Regions from separate parts of the Mus musculus genome. Here region 2 is linked to region 1. A link is a contact called in ENCODE Hi-C data. All regions are on one chromosome and are shown on one strand. The core of a region is the stretch at or near the end of the contact, and the rest is flanking DNA. Distances in the headings are between cores, read along the strand shown. Region 1 holds the start of Chmp2a (charged multivesicular body protein 2A). Region 2 holds the start of Selenow (selenoprotein W).

What was found. A loop is a pair of places that touch in the nucleus more often than their neighbours do.
Region 2: a loop to region 1 is called in a map of left cerebral cortex, with 3 times the contacts of the local background. The contact joins the promoter of Selenow here to the promoter of Chmp2a in region 1. A Hi-C loop is called at or near these places in 2 of 37 maps with a recorded cell type or tissue (T-helper 17 cell and left cerebral cortex).

What each region holds. Positions count from the first base shown.
Region 1 is chr7:13,033,257-13,036,973 of GRCm38, reverse strand. Chmp2a (charged multivesicular body protein 2A) reads left to right here and starts at 2,197. Exons shown (of 6, transcript NM_026885.3): 1 at 2,197-2,339; 2 at 2,932-3,145. The coding sequence starts at 2,978. Ube2m (ubiquitin-conjugating enzyme E2M) reads left to right here. Exons shown (of 6, transcript NM_145578.3): 2 at 314-408; 3 at 502-540; 4 at 659-762; 5 at 1,069-1,132; 6 at 1,220-1,854. The coding sequence ends at 1,360.
Region 2 is chr7:15,920,800-15,924,118 of GRCm38, reverse strand. It overlaps Selenow (selenoprotein W), which reads left to right and starts at 1,748. Exons shown (of 6, transcript NM_009156.2): 1 at 1,748-1,867. The coding sequence starts at 1,839.

The sequences.
Region 1 (3,717 bases), core at 948-3,447:
AAGCAAGGGTTATGGGAGTAGAGGTTCTTGGGGACTATGTTGTGGGAACTTGTGGAGGACTTAGCTGGGTAAGGGTTTTCCCAAGAGATGGGCAGTTATACTTGAAGATGCTTGTATATGGGATACTGTGTATCCAGAAGAGTCCACGTAGAGACTGGAAAGTGGAAAGAATATGGAGTAGTACAGACTGAGTTAAAGTACACCACACAAAGCTCTTCAGGTCTAGAAAGCGAACTTATGGGTTCTGCTGACACATGCCCAGACCTCCTTTCTTTTACCTGTTTCTCTCCCTTTCCATGCTGTCCAAACCTAGACATTAACGAGCTGAACCTGCCCAAGACGTGTGACATCAGCTTCTCAGACCCAGACGACCTCCTCAACTTCAAGCTGGTGATCTGTCCTGATGAAGTAAGAGTAAAACAGGGCAGGATTCCCAAGAACAGACCAGGGGTGGCCCCATAAGAGTAGGGTCTTCATTCACTCTCCCCCTTCCTCTTCCAGGGCTTCTACAAAAGTGGCAAGTTTGTATTCAGCTTTAAGGTGAGTCTCAAGTGTACAAAGGTAGCTCTGTGGAGAAGACTGGGTACAACCAAAACACCTTCCCATCTCCTTTCTCTTTTTACACCTTCCCATCTCCTTTCTCTTTTTCTGGAGCCAGGTGGGACAGGGTTACCCACATGACCCTCCCAAGGTGAAGTGTGAAACAATGGTTTATCATCCCAACATTGACCTCGAGGGCAACGTCTGCCTCAACATCCTCAGGTGAGGGCACTGCCTTCCTTTCCCTCCCAAGACCTGCCTTCCAGGTATCCTCAGCCTTCTGTGGACACTGCATCTATCTCTGTCCTTCCCTCCCCTTTATGGTCAATCTGTTTCTGTCTTAGTTGTTTTTCTAATGACCTGACCTTGGCTTTCTCTGTGTCCTGCCCTGTCCCGTATCTTCACTCTTAGATCTCACACTTCAATGTTAAAAGGCCTTCTATGGGCCTAACCTGTTCAGTATTAGCAGGGCCTGTAGCAGCCTCCCACTCACCAGCCCCTGATAACCTTGATGCTCTCTGCCCACAGAGAGGACTGGAAGCCAGTCCTTACGATAAACTCCATAATTTATGGCCTGCAGTATCTCTTCTTGGTAAGTAGGGTTAGGCATTTGAAGCTGAGGGTTTGTTGGCCATCTGCCTCTCTCTTGCCTGTTGACTTCCACTTGTACCGGCCACAGGAGCCGAACCCTGAGGACCCACTGAACAAGGAGGCTGCTGAGGTCCTGCAGAACAACCGGCGGCTGTTTGAACAAAATGTGCAGCGCTCCATGAGAGGTGGTTACATCGGGTCCACCTACTTCGAGCGCTGCCTGAAATAGGGTTAGCAATTACCCATCCCTGCCAGGGTTACCGGCCCAGGCATCCCCTGCAAATATTTATTGGGGGCCCGGGTAAGGTGTGTGGGGTAGCCTTGGCCCCTGCCTTGGCCTTGCCTCTCTTCCCTGTCACCTGCCCCTAGTTATTTTTTTTTTGACCACCACGTGATTATGGTCGGTGCTGCCTCCCCCCCGACCTGCTCAGCGATGGGAAATGAATTGGCTTGTTTAGCGCCCCCCCCCTCCCGCTGGGTGCTGTCCAACTCCCCACTCTTGACTGTGGGGTAAGTGGGCAATGGGCCTGGGTCGCTAGGCCCAAGCAACCCACCCCACCACCACTGGAGGTCCCACCAGGCTATTAAAGGGGAATGTTACTGCATGGCCTCTGCCTCTTCCTTCTGTGGGGTGGGAGGTACAAGTGAGGTCCACCAGCGTCTATAATGAAGATAAATGTGGCCGTGGATTGGGTGGGACCACTCACTGGGATGAGGTGCAAGCAATGGAAGAATCGGCTAATTTCAGCTCCTGGACCTTACACCAACATAAGGGAGCCTACAAGTCATTTCCAGGCTTGCCCCTTTATGCCATGTGTGGGCCTAATTTGGTTCGAGCCAAGCACTTGCTAAAATGCCATTTATTAACTGCCCAAAAGTGGGTGGAGTATGGGCCTTCCAGAATGAATAGCCAGTCGAGCTGTGCTCCCGCCATGGGCCTGTGAGGCTGGCTTGGGTGGGACCTGTACCTTCTGCTGAGGTGCGTGGCCCTTTGCGCATGCGCTTCTGTGGCTGGCTGTGCGCGTGCGTCCTAGCACTTCCCAGCATTCCCGGAGAGGGTGGGTCGTGTGACGTCAGGTCGCTTAATCCGGAAACGGCGGCCGCAGCAGGGGCTACCGAACCGAGGGGTTGTCGTTGGTGGAGTCTCAAGGCTTCGGAGGGGTAGAGGCGTGACCCGGAAGCGGAAACCCATCGTTCTCTCGGCTCCGGTGAGTGGTCTCTGCTGAGCCGCAGGTCCCGTTTGGTAGGCAGCGTAGGAGGGGGCTTTGGGCCGAGGCATCGGATGCCGCGCGGTCCGCCTGTCCCTACCCACATCGAGGTCTTCACCTCTTCCTGCCCTCGGTACGCAGGCTCAACATCTCCAAGACCTGTTCAGTGTCTGTCACGTCCTGAGCCTGAGAACGTCACTCCTACGCCCGCGAGCCTGGTTTCCTTGGCATTCATGCCCATTACCCCACCTTAGGGCCCAACTTCACATTTCAGAACCTACTCCATTCTATCCTCCCTTGTCGAGGGGCCTCACAACTACCCCCTCCTCAGTACTCAATCACCTTGATGTGCCTACTCAGGTCTGGGTCCCTGGAACAGTTCAGAACCACACCCTTAAGTCAGAAACAGGCTTGCCCCATCGTCTGTGGAAGCAGAGCAGAGAGTAGAGTGGGTGTGCTTGAGTCAGAAATGTATAACTAGTTCTCACCGGCTAATCCTTTTTGACTACTCAAGCGTACCTCCAGTTTCTACACCCTATCTACTTATGTGACCCTTTCTGTCTTTTGCTGCCCTGGGCCCTGCACTCTACAGCTAGTTCTGACGGTTGTCCCAGACCTGCTGGTGGAGTCTTACCACCATGGACCTGTTGTTTGGGCGCCGGAAGACGCCAGAGGAACTACTTCGGCAAAACCAGAGGGCCCTGAACCGAGCCATGAGAGAACTGGACAGGGAACGACAGAAACTAGAAACCCAGGAAAAGAAAATCATTGCGGACATCAAAAAGATGGCAAAGCAAGGCCAGATGGTAAGTGTCAAGTGATATGGGACACGAAGCAAGGTGCCGTCTCAGTCATTGTTTTAAGGATAACAGTGAAACAGTGCTTTGAGCAAACTATCATGAAGGGTTAACAGTAATTTCCCAATTTGGGGTGTCAGGGAGGACCTCTTCACAGATAGTACAAGTGAGCTTCCAGAAAGCTAGCCATCACGACAGCCAAATGTTGCCAAGTCAAGTAGCAAACTGGGAGACCAAGAGAGCTAAGGAGTAGAGGTGGACCAGACACACAGAAATGTAGGTTGCAGTGTGAGCTGTGATGAATAGGCAAGAGTTAAGGATGGGAGTAAGGACAAGAACAATTGCTCAGAGGTGGTTATTTCCTGGGGCTGTGCCAGCAACATTTAGGTAGGGAATAGAAGCTGCACCTTGAATGGATTTGTATGTGGTTCTAGATACAACCTGGATGAACGTCTTTTTTTAATTCACTGCCAGGGACTCCAGGATTTTGTAAATATGGGGCAGGGCCCTACCTCAGTCATATCCCTGGCCAAAGACAGATTCTTTTTGGGGGGGGGGGGGGAGACAGGGTTTCTCTATGT
Region 2 (3,319 bases), core at 499-2,998, 2.9 Mb before region 1:
GTTGGGAGAAAGGGTCAGAGGGGCCATCCATGCTAAGGTTTGGGATTTTGTTCCAAGGGTGTTGGGAACCACAGGAAAACTCGGGACTGTGGAACATTTATTCTTGACCCTTGACTCAGTCTCTGTTCCTGGTTCTTCCAGACTGACTCTTTATTCCTTTTCAGACTGTGGTCACAGGTCCTCCGTCTCGAGACAGAGAGGCTGCGACACTGAATTTAGCCTGTTGGAGATGCCCAACGAGGACACAGAAGGTTCCTGGTTATCTTCACTGAGTTCTCCCCACCACACACAGCAGATTCTGGCTCTCATTCTTTCCAGGAGTCCAAGTGCATGAACAAGCATCCTTTTAGGGAAATACAGTTTTCTTACTGCTTTTAGGCCTCTGAATCCTCAGTTGCCAACGCACTCCTATGAAGTCAAATGGGGAGTGAATGATTCAAATTTCATTTTTCTGTGGGTAGAATCACAGCCCATCATCTGTGTGCAGGGTAGGGTACTGATGGGGAACCAGAGGGCTAGGTGGGAAAATTTCCTTATTTGGTCCCTAGTTAACCATTGGCGGGGATAGCCGGTTGAAGTCAATTAAAGAAGTCAGGTGACAGATAAACATCTCTGCTGGTGAGCCATCCTTGGTGGTGGTGGTGGTGGTGGTGGGAAAGTAGAGAGAGGGGAGGGAGGGGGTGGGCATGCCATTGCCGTTTGTTCATAGGGTGTGGAGGATAAGAAACTAGAGAGCAAAAAAATTCTGTGGGAATGACTATCTCCTGTTATCTGTCCAGCTTTCAAGGAGGAGAAAGTGAGGCTCAGGAATCCTAAACTCAAATATTTTGTCCACTTTTACCTTTTTCTCCCCCTTGAGACGGTCTCTCATGTCTGTCCTGGAACGCTCTACGTAGGCTAGACTGGCTTCGAACCCACAGAGATTTCTTGACTGCTGGCATTAAAGGCAACGCCTGGATTTTTTGTTTCGAGACAACTGCTCATGTAGCCCAGACTAGCGTCAAACTCCCTGTGTAGCAAGGATAACCTTGAACTCAGTCCTTCAGTTTCTTCTTCCCAAATGCTGGGATTACAGGCTTGTACCACAGCCCCCAGATAACAGTGTGCTAGGGACCCAAACTAGGGCTTTATACATGGTAGGCAAGTTCTCTACCAACTGCGCTACAGTCCAAGCCCCATTCCAGGACTTTCTATATATCCTTCTGCTGGAAGGCAGCTGGAAGGGAGCGGGAAGGCGCAAAAAGAGGGGTTGCATGGTTTTGGGGGTGCGCAGGGGGTCTGTCGGTGGTGAGACAGCTGGACCTAAAGCGCACACTGGGACTCCTAGTTTCAGTTTTCCAGACCTAAGGTTCATTTAGTCTGGTCCAGTTAGCGCTGGGGAGGAGGGATCCATCCCAATTGCCTGTCTCCCAATGCGTCGATTTCCCTGCCCTGCCCCTCTCAGCCACTCTGTAACTGAACTTCAGTCTCAACCAATTCTCTGCCTCGAGCCACCGCCCTGAGGACTGAACCATTATGGCATAGAGAAGGGACGGCGAGGGGCTCTCAGGTTACTGGTCCCAGAGACGCTGTCTATGGAGACAACCCCAGATATCAAGAGAACCCCAGATATCAAGATATCATGGAGTCTTGCGTTGAGGTTCGCGCCCCTGGCCACAGACCCCGCCGTGCTCCGGAACCTCGGTCCTCCCGTAGCTCTGCCCACTCTCCACCCCCGCACTTGGTTTGCTCTGACTCGTGAGGCAGTCGGCTGTGCGCACGGCCCCACGCTCAGAGCTTGAGGTCCTTGTTGCTTGTGGGTCGGGTCCTCGTGTTGTGCGGGGATGCGACGTGCAGCTATGGCGCTCGCCGTTCGAGTCGTGTATTGGTAAGTCCGGGTGACTGCAGTTCCCCCTTTTCCTGCTCCCGGCTCGTTGTGCCCTTTCTCTGCTCCCCAACCTTTGTGCCAGGAGACCCTCTCCCACCCTTTTCTTTGCCCCTCCCCCTATCTACCAGGGTCTGGTAACCGAGTACGATGACTGTATTTCAGACCCAAAGGGAGGGATTTCCAAGCGGGTGGGATGGAGGTAACAGAGACTTGAGCCCGATCCCTGGCATCTGACATCTGAGTGACATCTCACCAGTGAAAATGGAAACTGATACTTGGGGCCACTTTGAACACGTGACTCAGCGCTGAGGGGAGGGGAAGGGTAGCATCGGGTTTCTCTGGGGACCTTTCCTTCCCGACAGGCTGTTTCCCTTCCCCCTCACTGAGCGGCATGAGTTAGAGAATACAAGGTGTGGTGTAGTTGGGGGTTTACTCATAAGCGCTGTTGGGAGGTCTGGGGATGTCCCGTACCTGGATTGTAGTGTGAGTTAACAGTGGTCGCACCTCCCAGTGTGTACATGAAAAGGGCGAACTGAGTCACGGAGTGGTGGTGTTGATGCACACTTTTAATCCCAGCATTCGGAAGTAGAGGCAGGTAGATAGTTCCAGGCCAGCTAAGCTGCTTGTTAGAGGCAACCGGGGTGATGTAGTAAGACCCTGTGCCCCGAAAAGAAAAAGTAATATAGGATAGATTGTAGGGTGAGGGTGTAGCTCAGTGGTAGAGTGTTTGCATGAGATGCACCAGATCCTGGGTTCGGTTCCCAGCAATACAAATAACAAAACAAAAAACTCTTACTGGTTTCTGATCAGTGAGTGCCGGTGCTGTTAACCCCAGTTCTTTTCTGGCCTCAGTTTCCCCTTCTGTAGTGTGAAGGAGGTGATGATGTTGGTTAGTTACCTGCCAGCGCTATTAATTGTGCCCCTGCTAGAGGCAGGCGTAGAAAGACCAGCCATTTTCTCTTGATGACTTTTTCCTCCATCTGCATCTGATAATCAGCTGGCTTGCAGTAAGTGATTGAAAAGTGCTTGCTGAATGGATTCTGCACCCCTGAAGTCCATTGAGGGGCTCTCCAGCCATTCTGTCTCCATCTTACAGGGGAGGAAACTGAGGCTGGAAATGAGGCAGGGCCAGCCTGAGGTCCTACTACCGATAACCCTGTAACTTGAATCTGGGGTCCGTGGTCCACCTAGCTGGGTGTGGCCTCCTCCCTCCCAACCCCCTTGAGGGGTCTGATCAGGCCCTAGTTATCAGGATGTCTTTCAACAGCCTGCTTTGATAAATTGAGGCTCCCATGAGGCCACTGCACCAGATTCCAGGCCCAAAATGGCCTGAGGTAGGGGACATGGGGTTGGGGAGCTTATGTTTTGTACTGGGTGCTGGAGAGAGCTTGGATTCCTGAGTGACAGCCAGGCGGGGGAGGGAGTGGGTGGGTGAGATTCTACTGAGGCAGC